Regions from separate parts of the Homo sapiens genome. Here region 1 is linked to region 2. Evidence: read pairs that join two places in POLR2A ChIA-PET (ENCODE). Cell type or tissue: B cell. All regions are shown on one strand. Each heading gives the region's core, and the rest is flanking DNA. Links, peaks and the distances in the headings are about the cores only.

Region 1 (2,500 bases), core at 1-2,500, 97 kb before region 2:
CCTGCTGTCCCTGTGTAGGGAGCTGATCTCCCCTAGGGATGTCCCACAGGGCTCAGAATGGGAGAGGGTAAGTTCTGAGCTGGGTTCCTGACTGTACCTCTTGGCCATGACAAAGGCAGAGCCTAGAACTCCGGCCAGCATGTGGGTAAAGAAGGAAGCCTAGCTCCCAGCTCCGGCTTCAGTTGGGACCCTTGGTCTCGCCACTAACTTTGAGTGAAGCCAGACTCGATGCTGAAAGCGACCTCAAGGCTGGGAGGGCCGCTGCCCAATTCAGCAGGTCTCCAATCTCCAAAACTAATGCTACTCTGTACCCATAGGATCCTAGAGGTGACTGCCAGATCCCTAGGCTTGGAGTTGTGTTGAGATGTGAGGAGCAGGGAGGAGAAAGGAACTGAGTCAGGCAAGAGCTGGGGATAGAAAGGAAGAGTGAGGAAAGCAGCGTCCAGGAGGAAGCCACAAGCTCAGAGGGGACAGGAAAGGGTGAGCTGGTCTCCCCAGGGAGCAGTTGAGTGCCTGACCCTACTCTCTGTCCTAAAACACACGCGTGTACACACACTCACACTTGCCTCAAACCAAGACCCTGTGACTTGTGGTACCCCACCGCCACGCTCCCTTAGTAAAGCCGGCCAGTCACACATCTGAAAGAGTCCAGACTGACCAGGTGGGCCACTGCCGAAGTCCTCACTGACCCCTGTCCTCCATAAGAGATGTTTTATACAAATGGAGTCTTGCATCCTTCCTAGTTATTAGCCCTCTCCAAAACTGCCCCAGCACTGTGATTAGACCTAACCTAGTCTTCATTCTTTCTTGAATCCAAATCCCATCCTAACCATGGGCAAAGCGTTATACCTATCTAAGTTATTTCTGCCTATCAAAGCAACCTATGTCATTATAGAAAAATCTGAGAGTATAAAATATGAACTATAGGGGTGGTGGAAAGAGAAGGTGGCAGCAAAAAAAAAAAAAAAAAAGGAAAAAAAAAGAACTATAGGAAAGAAACCACTCATGACCTCACACCTATTCAAGCTGAAAACCCAAACTAGCCCTGCTCTTCATAACATGACAAGCAGCGCCCCATCTGATACCTAAACCGACCAAGTCACAGCCCTCCAACTCACCCTCTGCCTGCCCAGACCTCACCACATCCTTGCTGGACTCAAACCTCAACCGCACTAAATCAACCAAATCCCAAGTCTAAACTAATCTGAAACTTTTAAAGTAACCCAGTCCTTAAACCTAACCTAGCCCAATGCCAATTATATCTACCCTAGCCAAACCCTAACTGCCTTTGCCAGTCCAAAGTGTCCACTGAATCCTCACCTTGGTCCTCACTTAAAATCCCAGAAAAGCATATTTCCCCACTGCCCACATCCCTCCTTACAGCACCCAACCCTGGCCTCTGGACTCCTGGTATCCTGGGATGTCCAAACTCTGCAGTGCCATCAGCCAACAAGCCCGACTCGTCAAATGCACCTCTCTCCCTTCCTGTCCCCACCCTTGCAGGCTGATGGAAAGGCCTCATTGAAGTCCAACTTTTCCCCACCTAACACCAAGAACGGGGTGAACCTCCACACTGCCACCGTTCCCTGAGAGTGAGCACTAAATCTCCTTCAATCTAACCCCACCCTACACTTCCCACACTCAGGAATCACATCCTAGAATATACCCAAAACTAAGCCCCATAAGGCAGCCCGACCCTAGTGGTCTAACCCTATACCTTGCTTCCTATGGGTGAGTCTGTTCTTGGCGGCCGCCTCTCTCCTGCTTCCTCCCTTAGGGCTGACTGTGCTCAGCCTGCCAGCTCTGACATGTGCTGTCTCCCACCCTCTGACTCCCCTCAAGCTGCAGTGGGACTGAAGACTGGCAGGAAGCTAGGGTACAACTGGAACACAGGCAGGTCGACCTGCAGTCCCTAGGCCTGGCCCCGTCCCTCCATGTACACACATATACATGTTGGCACACACACAGTGGCACACATGCCAAAGACTCTCTCAGCTGACACACAGATCCATTCTCAAGTATCTACTGATAGACACTCATGCGTGCCAAGTCCTCATCCTCAAACATACACATGCCTCTCTTTCTCTCCCGTCTTGCCAGGAGTGTTTCCCCTCCTCCATCCCCTCTGCCTCCCATCTGGTGTCCCACCCTCACCCCCCACCCAGCCCAAGGTGGGGACAGACACCTGAGGGGCTGCCAGCTGCTTCCCCGTGTGGGCCCGGGCCGCGCTCATGCTTCTCGTCCATCCTGCCCACAGGGGACTCGTGGGGGATGTTAGCGTGCCTGTGCACGGTGCTCTGGCACCTCCCTGCAGTGCCAGCTCTCAATCGCACAGGGGACCCAGGGCCTGGCCCCTCCATCCAGAAAACCTATGACCTCACCCGCTACCTGGAGCACCAACTCCGCAGCTTGGCTGGGACCTATGTGAGTATCCAGCGTAGGAATCTGGGAGTTGGGGAGGAGTGAGGAGTTGGGGAAAGACAGTCCTAACCGTGGAGGG
Region 2 (10,727 bases), core at 4,673-7,172:
GAAGGCCAAATCAGAGCCATGTGGGGCTGGAGCCTGCTTCCCGAGACCTGCCCCAAGCCTGCCCTCCGGGCCAGGTCCGCAGGGTGGGTCACATGAAACTTCTGACAGCAGGCATCAGACACCAGCTGGAGGAGGAATGGAGGGCCAACACCAGGCAGGTTGCTTACAAAGAGGGCCCATGGGGTGGGGCGGGGCCAACCACAGCTCGGCAGGCGCCACAGGAAGGGCCCCGCCTCTTCCTGTCAGTTCTACCAACGGCCCAGAGCAGCTGCGGCCGCGCCAAGGGGAAGCTGCAACTCTCAAAAACAAAAACCCCAAAGGAGGAACTTCCCTGGCGGCCCTGGAAGACTCTGGGCCCCCACCCCCACCACGGGGCTCCCTGGGCCGACAGCCAGGGGCAAGGAGGCACGCAGGGTCGCAGCGACTTGGAGCAAGCCCTGGGGTCTCGCTGGCTGCTCCACCCTGAGTGGATGGGAGGCCAAATCTCTGGAGAGTGGGGAGCACAGCTGGGCTGGCTGGGGTAGGGGCAAGAAGTTAAGTCCGGTGGCTGGCAGAGCCACTGCCATACTCACCCAGCTTCTGGGAAAAGATCTTCTCAAAGGTCACCTCGCCCCGGTCCTCCAGGTACTTCTGCATGACACTGCGGATGCTGTGGGTCAGGGGGGCGCAGTAAGCAGAAGCCCCCAGAGCCCGTGGGGGCTGCAGGCCCAGAAACGCGAGCTGAGGGCACTGTGGTGGTGTCGCCACTCCCTCCAGGAAGGAGGCCAGCCCGTCAGGCCTACTCACTTATCCCAGCCACAGGTCAGACCAGAAGGCTTCAAGGAAGCCTTTGCCTGCACCGCCCCCGCCAGGCTGTGTCCTCAAAGGCCAGGGTGGCCGGCAGGTGGCCCCCTGCTCAGAGGCCCACCGCCTGTGGGGTCTCGTCCCAGTGATGCCACCGGCTGGCTTTGGGAACTTGGCCAAGTCACAAAAGCCAAGCCTGGTTTGTGAGCGGATGAAAAGACACACATGTGGCATCTCCACGCAGCAGCACATGGCTCGGCTGTAAAAAGGAACAAGGCACCAACAGGGGCCACAACGTGGATGAGCCTTGAAAACATGAGGCTGAACGAAGCCAGTCACAAAGGGTTGCCACATATTGTGAGATTCCACTCATATGAACAGATCCACGGACACAGAACGCAGATCCGTGGCTGCCGGGGGCTGGAGAGAGGGAGAGGAGTGACTGCGGTGGGGACGGGGTTTCTTTTTGGGGTAAGGGTTGCACAACACGGTCAATGTACTAAAAAACACTACATTGTATAATAAAATGATGAATTTTATATGAATTGCATCTCAATTTTTTAAATTGTAAGAAAAGGCCATGCCTTGGTTCGTGTGTCCCTAGTACTTGGATATAAAATGTGACCCCTGCCCTGGGTTGCTTGGTATGGCCATAGGGGAGGGCCTGGCCATTGTGACCCTCAAAACCCAACCCGACATCCCCCACCCTGTTTATCTCACCCCACACTGAGTGCTGTCTGGGAGCGCCACACCAGGCTACACTCCCGGCCTCAAATACCACCTTACTGTCCCCTCCTGCCCTCTCCTGGCCCACCTCAAGCCCAGCCCTGCCGGTCTGTCCCAACAGCCAGCTGAGGCCTGCATCTGGTCCTCACTAGTCTGGGCTCCTGGGGTAACGTGTAGCTGCCATGCTGAGGGCATTGCAAGGCTGGGGGCCTGAAGGGACAACACACCTGAGCCCATGTCACGCTCACATGGCCCTGCAGGTCTATGGGGCCACCAGCAGGCCTCCCGTGAAATGACTGCAGCTGGTGGAGATTTGGATCCGCAAGTCCAGGTTCTCTGTGCTTGCCATGGCCCCTGCCTTTCTGCACCCCGGCCCTGCCTGCCCCTAGGAGCCCAGCCCAGGGCTGGTCGGACTGGCCACCCAGGCTGTGGTCACGAGGACCCGCTGCACATCTACCCCTGAGGCACTGTGTACCTCATGCCAAAGCCACCCCCTGCTCCAAACAGCCCTGCCCAGGGCATGGTTCTGAGCCTGTGATACCAGACAGCGTGTGCAGAAGCCTTGGGAAGGAGAGGAGGCCTCTGGGTCTGGAAAGCCTGTGTGGAGAAGGTGGAACTCCACTGGGTTCCTGGAGTGCAAGTGGGATCTCGGCAGCTGGCGAAGCCAGGGGGGTCGGTAGACGTGGGAACAGGCAGGGGACAGTATGTCCAGGGATGAGCAAGGGGCCAATGGGGCAGGAGAGAGGGCACACAAAGGCCATGGTGAGGCGGAGGGCAGGGCCTTGCAAACCAGGGGGCTTCACAGCCAAGGAGTGGGCAGGAGAGCAGGACTCAGGAGGCTTGGTCCAGGGCGGTGGGTGGCCCGACTCCACTGGAGGCGCCACGCGGAGGAAGCCCAGGCAGAGGCAACACTTGGGCAGGAAGAAGGGGAAGGGGGTGGGTGGGAGAAGGCTCAGGCTGTCGGGGACCGGGAGAAGGGTTATGAGGCCAGCCCCGTGAGGGCTTCCAGGCTTTGGGCCCGAGGGTCTGGAAGAATGGCAGCTTCAGCCAGAAGAGCCGTCTGCGGAGAGCAGCTCCAGACAGTGCGGACCTGGCCTGTGGACCCTGCCTGGCCTCTGACCTCGGCCTCGAGAGGGGGCTCTTATCCGCTTCCACTGGGCACTGTCCTTCCAGGAAGGGCTGCAGTGGACTCCCGGGCCTCGGCCCCTGATCTCACTTGGTTCCAGCCTTCCTCAGGAAAGGCCGAGCGAGATAGCACGAGCACAGCAGGGCTGCCATGAGCACGGTTCCAAGGCCGCGACCCCCTGGCCTGCTCCCCACCCTCAGAGGCTGGGAGGGGCCGCGGCCTCTTCCAAAGTTGTCTCCAGCAGGAAGCAGGGCACTGAAGACAAGGATGGGCCTAGGTGACCCTGAGTTCGCATCCTATGACTGCTTTGGAACAGACCCTGCCTGGATGGGAAGAGGGGGGCCCATGCCCCCCACCGGGGAGTGAGGATGCCCTCTGAGAACTGACAGGAGCTCCGAGGATGGGCCCCGCGTCCACACCAGCACACCCGCCCCTTCGGGCCACACGCCAGCTCATGTCCACCAGCCACCGTCAAGGACATGTTTCCCGGCATGTGGGACTCCCAGGGACACAGGAAACGGTGGACGGAGATTGTGGTGTTTCACACACAGCAAGGGCTTCATAAAAATCTCTTGAATTGAGAAAGACACGGTCCCTGCCCTTGGCACCTGCAGACAGGAGGCCTGGGCCCTGGGCGACCCTCAGGGCACAGGCTGTGCACTGGGAGACTGGAACGTGGAGAAAACCCCAAGGTCAGGGGCCTGCATCTCACCTGGGAGGTGGGCCAGGACATTTTGGTCCACAGAAGGGGATGAAAAAAAGCAAAAAAAAAAAAAAAAAAAAAAAAAAAGGTGCTGGTCAAGCGGAAGGTAGCGACAGGCAGATGCAGATGACAGGCAAAGCAATCCCAGCCTGTAGGGGTCACCCACCAGGAGCCGGGCATTGTCCCAGGAATGGGGGCCACCGGGCTTCAGCAGTAAGCCCCACTGAGCCCCAGACTTGCTTCTTAGGAGCCTGCAAAAATGGTGCCAGCTTGGCGGGACGCGGTGGCTCACGCCTGTAATCCCAGCACTTTGGGAGGCCGAGGCGGGCGAATCATGAGGTCAGGAGTTTAAGACCAGCCTGACCAACATGGTGAAACCCCGTCTCTACTGAAAATACAAAAATTAGCCCAGCATGGTGGCGTGCGCCTGTAGTCCCAGCTACTCAGGAGACTGAGGCAGAAGAATCGCTTGAACCCTGGAGACAGAGGTTGCAGTGAGCCAAAATCGTGCCACTGCACTCCAGCCTGGGTGACAGAGTGAGACTCTGTCTCAAAAAAAAAAAAAAAAAAAAAGGTGCCAGTTTGGCAGAGGGAATGGCCACCTAGGAGCCAGGGAGTAGCCACTGCCACTTTTCAACTGGACACACAAAGTCTCCAAGGGGGAAGCATGCTTGGTTCCCTGCCTGCGACAGCCAGGGGAACCTGCCGGGCAGGCCCTTTCTCCTTCCCAGGGGCTCTGCTGTCAGCCCCGGCCTGGGAACAGCAGGAAGCAGGACCCGGGGCTCTGAGGCCATCTCTCCCCTCAGCAGCCACGCCTGGGCATGGCCACCACATTCTTCCCAGCCCACAGCACTCCACTTTCTTCCTTAAAAAGAAAAAAATGTTTTTTAAATAAAATAAACAACCCCCCTCCCCCCAAGCAAGAAACCAAACACGAGGTCAGGCCTGAGCAGAGTCCTTGAATGGAAGGCCCCCAAAGTGGCAATTTTAGGGTTTCCTGTCTATTCCCATGGGTCTGGCCGCCAAGGGAACTGGCAGGTTGGAAGAACTTGCCACTGGGGGCAGCTCCTGCCAGGGTGGCAAGCACGGGCGAGCACAGGGGTGGGACAGCCTCCTGGACTGGGTCACCTTGTCTCCAACACTGCTCCCTGATACTGGCAGAGTCTGGAGTGGCAGTGAGCCCAGAGCGTGTCCCTGTCCCCCACCCAGGTCAGCAACCCTGAGATCCGGGGGAACGTGGCTCCCAAGATCTACTCTGGAGCATCAGGAGAACCAAGCGGCCTCAACAGTCCCAGATGGAAGGACGCTAAGGTTCCCAACACCTTTGGGCAAGGGCCTCAGAGTTGCCTTTGCTCTGGCCGTTGGACGGGTGCCTGGGTTCCAAGTGGCCCTCACCACCTGGTCACAAACTTGAAATGTCCAGTTTCCCCAGCTGTAAAATGAGGATGTCAATGAGATGCTGAATCGCCACCGTCACACTGGCCATTTACAAAGCCTGGGTGGACACGGCAGAAGGAGGGCTTCTAATATGCCAGGCTGGCCATGCTGCCCGCCGTGCCCCGCCTGCTGGGCCATGGGAGAGAGCCGCCAGAGCCCCATTTCTCAGTGCCCCACGGCTCACCGACAGTCCATGCTAGAATCACACAGTAACTGGTCTTGCTCAAGCCTCTGCTCCACATTTGCCGTGTCCTCGGAGAGGATGGGGCCTTGGAGGATGGGGCCTGTGGCCAGGGCTGAGCCGAGCAGGGTGGGACTCCTCTGCTCACAGACCAGCTTCAGGCACTGCATTGCTCTACTGCGGGCCCAGTGGGTAGAGCCCGTGGCTTGCCCTGCCAAAGTATCAAGGGCTCCTTGGCACAGAGGTACTTGGTGCCCACCCAGCTTTGGGAAGGAGCAGTCAGTCCCACCTTGGCACCCCTGCAGTTACAGCGGCCTGCACCAGCTCCTACTGCTCCCGGAGCAGGCTCAGCCCAAGACAGTGAGCAGCTGCAGCACTGAGCACTGGGTGACAGGGAAGGAGTGGGTGCTGAGGGAGCACTTCCGGTCCCTTCTGGCACCTCATGGTTCAGAAGAAATGCAAAGTCCAGGCCATCCTCTGTGGCCTGGGCTCTCTTAGGTGTCTCCTGCTCGGGGTCAGAGGCTGTAGCTGTGTGGACAGGAGGGGGTGACAAGTCAGAGACAAACACACTCTTGCTGATGGCAAGGAAGCTGGCTGGGCCACGTGCTCCGAGGCCCACAATGAGTTCGTGGCAAAGAAAATGTCCAAAGGCTCCCTGAGAAACGGCCTCCACTAGAGCACCCTCCATCCCCCCCTTGACCTCTGTGGAAGAGCTGGGTGCAGGGCTCAGAGGACCCTGACTTGTGCCCAGCCTCTGGCCTGGCTGCCCTCCCGTCCCTGACCAGGAGCTGTAGGAGACGAGCAGCCCCCTTCCCTGGAACCCAGGATGGGAGGCAGCCTTGGCTGGCAGCTGGCAGCCAGGGGCCATGCTTCCTGTGCCCCTCATGTGACAGTGATGCTAAAGCTTTGCCACGCCAGGACGGTGCAAGCTGGCATGAAGGCTACAGGCCTGGCAGGTCTGGTGCGGCCACTCTGGGAACCGTCCCCTGGGAGATGAGCGAGCATTCACCAACCAGTGCAGCAGGGCCTGTGGCTGTGGCCGAGGTGCTCCCTGTGGCATTTCCAGGAAACCAGACACCAAGGTGCCAGCAGCAGAAGGAAGTCCCCTGGGGCTTCTTAATGTTTCTCAATGACTCTCCCTGGGGCGAACAAGGACGGGGCCACAGATCAAATAGGAAAGGCCAGCCCAAACCGGCAGGTCCAAGGTAAGCCCTGAGCAGGGGAGAGAAAAAGCCAGCTGGCCCCGCACACACAGCCAGGGTCTGCAGCAGCCTGGGCTCCGGAACGTCGTGTCGGCCACAAAGCAGCTCCCTTGCGGGGATGCTCAGGAAGAGGCACTCTGGCGGCCTTGTCAAATGTCACGGCTTCTTCACAAATATGACATGAGCACCCACACCCTGCAATTTACTGCTGACATGGAGACCGTAATCTGCATTACGCTAGAATGCACCAAGAACAAACTTCCAGAATTCCATGCCCTGTGGTTTCCAGGAGGGGGTTATCCCCCATCCCAAACACGAAATGGCTCTAGAGTCAGAAAATTGCCCCCACCTGGGAACAGAGCTGCCAACATGTTAATACCAGAAAACCCACTTCTGCCAGCATAGACGCGTCCTTTTGCAGTAAACAGCAAAGCAGAGAAGGGATATTACTGTTTTAGAAAAAAGCTGCAGTCAAACACCTCATTTTTAGTATCTCAGTTGCAGCAGAGTAGAAATAACGTGAATATAGCTCCATCCAGCAGTGGAAACTGACCCATGGGGAGCCGGCGGGGAGTAGGGAAGGGGCCCAGGAAGAAGGGGCAGGTGTGAGGGAGGCTGTGCATCCTCAAGGGCTACACTGTGCTTTTGGTTCCCACTGTGTGTTCCGAGGCAAGAGCATACCCTGAAAGCAACAGCCAAGCGCGTGGAGCCCAAACCCACCAGCCTGAGCACTCAGTCCCTCTGCCAAGCCCACCTGGGTGCAACCTAGGCACGGGGAGGAAACACTGGCTGCGGAGCGCTCCTGTACCTGACGTCACCGGGAACTTACTACTAGGAATTGATTGTGCATTAATAGGACACCTCATTCTGGGTTAACAGCCCAGGTTCCCCTGCACAGATTCCAACCTGCATTGCTCACACTCCCTTCAAATCCATTTACCCAGGTAACGGCAGGCGGGCGACTTAATGGCAAATAAGTGAAACGCATGCTCTGGAAAGGAAAACAGACGGGAAAGACATCCCAGAGACCCATTCCTGGGGAACGGCGGTGCTTCAAAGGCCCAGAGGGAGTGACTGCAGGAAAGATCATCTTGTTTGCAGGGAAAGGAGTTGGGAGAACGCTGCCACTGAAGTGGAAAGTTCTGGGTAAGGGACAAAGGCTGGAAGCAGCAGGGTTTCAGCTGGTGCTGCAGGAGTGAAGGAAGGAGGGAGGGAGAGAGCTTCCCGCTGCACCCCTTCCCCCACAAATCGAGGGCAGGAAGTTCTGGCTGCGAAGAGTTAACAGGAACGAGGCAGCGGAGGAACAGGGGCAGGGTCTGGGGAGACAGGGAAGCCAGAAAGGGGCAGGAAGGAGGAAACTCTCGGTGGGGGAGGGACCAGGAAACAGCCAAGAAATCGGGAGGCTGCAAGAGGCACCCAGCTCCGACAATCTGCTGCTGGGGCTGCCACTGTCACCGGGGAGGGCAGAGGAACCTCCTGGGAGCGCCCAGGCAGGGCTCCTCAGCTAGGAGCCCAGAGATTAATTACACGAGGCCTCAGTGGTCATATTAAGCAAATGATGATAATTACAAGACTGCTGGCTGCTGGGAAAGGGAGACAGCAGTTCCTTCAGGGCAAGGCCCAGACCACAGACCCTGAGAGTGAAGGGGCAGCCGCCTCGTTTTACAGAGGTGGAAACTGAGGCAGGTCCAGTCGGGCTAAGGGACTCGCCTGGGTCCCATGTGAGCTGGTGGTAGAGGGAGAAGCCAGACCTCCCATCTTCCAGATACACAATGCTGCCTTACGCTACCTCCTTCTACAAGAAGGTCGGGGAAAGGGACTGTTTCCTTGGATTCTATAGGGTGACAGAAGGGGAGGCCCCTGTGCCAACTCAGTGTGGCACTGTGCCTAACCACTCCCATTCCCTAGCCTTTGGAACTCAGAGCTGTGATGCCAGCCCCAGTTCTTGGCCAAGACACATCCCCAGGCACCAGCCATGGAGGGGCTGCCAAGGTGGGCCACCTCAAGGTATGAACAATTCCCAGTGGCAACCTGTCACTGGGACAAGCCACAGCCCCTCTCCCTGACTCTGACCTTGACCTTGTGGGTATGGGGAAGACAGGCTCCTGCATCTGACGGGACCCTGGAGTGGGGCTGCCCCTCGGTGCAGTAGCTTTGCCACGGCAGCTCAGTTCTCCATCCCAGCCAACGGGAAGAGGGCTGAGCCTTGTGAACTGTGACAGCCGATGGCCCCAGACAAGGGGTGCCAGTCAGCCCACACCGCAAAATGTGGACAGAGGCGAGAACAGTGGTGTGCAGGGGTGGGTGGAGGGGATAAAGCACAGCAAAGAAACAGCACTGGCCTGTGTGGTCCAGAAACCCGAGGCCCCATTCCAGCTTTCTTCTGTGACGAGGACACGACTCCTCCCCTCCCTGAGCCTCAATAACTTCAACTGCTAAAGGGGAGAATCCTAACTGCTGGGCCTGCCTCTCACAGTTGTCAAAAGGACAAAACAGAGTAAAAAGCACTCTGCAAGTGGAAAAGTGTCAGGCAAACATGAAACATGGTCAGGATCACCACTGGGGCGGCGGGGGGCGGGGGGCGGCGTGCTCTGCCCCACTGGGTGTGCAAGGCAAGGCGTTATGCAAAGGGTGGCCTGCTCCCTAATGCCCCAGGCCTGGACCCCCATGTAGGGGTGGCCAGTAGCCCTTCCCAGGCCTTAGCGCACTGACATTCGGCGCTCGCACCTCCAGTCCGTTTCACAGATGTGGGCGATTTGCGGAAGGCCATGCTGCTGATGGTGACCCAATGTGAAAACCTGGGCTGCCTGGCTCGGCCTCCTGCTGTCCTCCTAGAATCCTATCCAACCTTGTTTCTGCTCAGGACTGCATGGGGGTGCCACACAGTCCTGGTATTTCTTGAGCAACTACTACATGCAAGGCATGGCCTTGCCAGCTTCACAGGTTGGTTGCTGGAAGAACTGAGATGACAGATATCAAAATAGGTAAGTCAGTAATAATTCCTATCATTATTGCTATCACCGCCATCACTACCATGGATGGGAAAGGGGACAGGAAAAGAAGACCATCTCGTTTCTCAGGGTTCTGACACCTGCAGAGCCAAGGCGGCGCCCCATCAGAAGCAATGCATTCTGGGGGGAGATTACCCGAACGCAGACAGTTCCAGAAAAGGCCCCGCCTCACAGTTGCAGAACTCCATCCTGCAGGAGGGTCTCGAGGCTGCAGCCACCAAGGAGAGCCGTTTTGAGCCCTAGAGGCTGACTCCCCCGTTTCCTCCCTCGTGGGTTTGTCATTTCTGAACTCATTTCTGTACTAACCGTCACTGCTCCCTGGACAGCCCCCAGCTGACAGTCAGTCTGGTTCCTGTTTTGAGAAATCTGATTGCAAATGTCTTAGAAAAAAAAAGGCCCTAACGGCCTTTTCAAAATGCAGACCAATTTTCCTCTCCCAGGCCTGACGTTCAGTCAATCCAAACACCCAGTGAGCAGGGCATGGCACAGGGGGGCGGTGAGGGCCATGGGCATGGGGCACCCCTGCAGCGTCAGCCAGAGCTTAGACGGCTGCTTCAAAGGCTGAGGGACACCGCAGAGTCACAGCTCTTATTTCACGCCATCCACATTTCACAGATGAGAAGACCGAGGCCCAGTGAGGGAAGAGACTTACCCAGAGTCACAAGATAAGACCACGGCAGTGTGGACAGGCCCCATCCCCAGCCCGCTGGGGCACCAGGAGGAGGCCAACTCTCAGGCATGCACAAGGAGTTGCCACACGACACAAAGAATCGTGGCGGGCACGTCTGCTCCCTGGCACAGGCCAGGGTAGCTGATGAAATGTAGAACCAGAAGTCTGAAGCCCTGATCTGTTGGCCAGGTGCCACCTGGGACTACCTGTGTGACTCGGGGCAGGCCACTCACCTCTGGAGCTTCAGTTTCCCCATCTGTTCCACAGGGACAAAACCACACCTGTCCTCGCCACCCCATGCGCTGCTGAGAGGCTCACACAGTGGAGAGATACTCTATCAGCCATAAAATGCTGGACAAACCGCAGCAATCGTCCACATCCTGTGTACTTTTGCACCTACATCCTGAACAGTCTAAACTTTGATACCAGGTGTGATGTCAGTTGTCTTACAGAGGCGGCAGCTAAGGTCCAGCCATTGCAGGTGTGCTGGGAGGGCCCCTGGTCAACAGCACCCACGGGGCACCATATGCAGGGCCTGCCAGAGGAGAAATGTAGGGGAGAGGGCACAGGGGATGTTTCCCCGACCTGAGCGCGGTCCGAGGGGGAGGGTGCCCGCAGCACCCTAGGTCCTGCTCACCACGCCGCCCTGAAAGCACTCTCGAGCCCAACTCCAGGACAGCGACCCCACCAGAGGGTGGGAGAAGAGTCCGGAAGACTGGCTGTCCCCCAACACCTCACACAAGTGTAGACTGGAGGAGAGACGGGTGGGGGTAGTGGAAACCCTAAAGCGAGTGCCGTGAGCAGGGACAGCAAAAGGGTGGGTGACATCGTCAGGCGAGGTAAATGGTGGCCAGCGGAGGGGAGGGGACCCCACAGGGACCAAGGGCT

What was found. Peaks named below come from ENCODE experiments on the same cell type or tissue, not always from the same donor. Only the 100,000 strongest peaks of a DNase experiment are listed, where the experiment ranks them.
Region 1: POLR2A ChIA-PET joins it to region 2 with 6 read pairs; 19 of 35 experiments call an interaction of 5 or more read pairs at or near these places.

The regions. Positions count from the first base shown.
Region 1 is chr11:67,367,384-67,369,883 of GRCh38, reverse strand. CLCF1 (cardiotrophin like cytokine factor 1) reads left to right here. Exons shown (of 3, transcript NM_013246.3): 2 at 2,258-2,424. The region is part of intron 2 of LOC100130987 (a long non-coding RNA gene); the gene reads right to left. Among named protein-coding and RNA genes, the nearest start is that of CLCF1, 5.0 kb to the left of the region's middle. RefSeq lists a silencer at 1,058-1,107 and an enhancer at 1,877-2,376. In B cell, for the core only: no CTCF peak of the experiment used is centred there; a DNase peak (open chromatin) is centred at 1,093; H3K4me3 peaks cover 334 bases; H3K27ac peaks cover 2,417 bases.
Region 2 is chr11:67,267,194-67,277,920 of GRCh38, reverse strand. It overlaps GRK2 (G protein-coupled receptor kinase 2), which reads right to left. Exons shown (of 21, transcript NM_001619.5): 2 at 573-649. Among named protein-coding and RNA genes, the nearest start is that of GRK2, 6.1 kb to the right of the region's middle. RefSeq lists enhancers at 1-136, 1-337, 4,941-5,905, 6,243-6,382, 5,906-6,870 and 6 more and a silencer at 9,490-9,539. In B cell, for the core only: no CTCF peak of the experiment used is centred there; DNase peaks (open chromatin) are centred at 5,440, 6,090, 6,240, 6,839 and 1 weaker place; H3K4me3 peaks cover 2,328 bases; H3K27ac peaks cover 2,500 bases.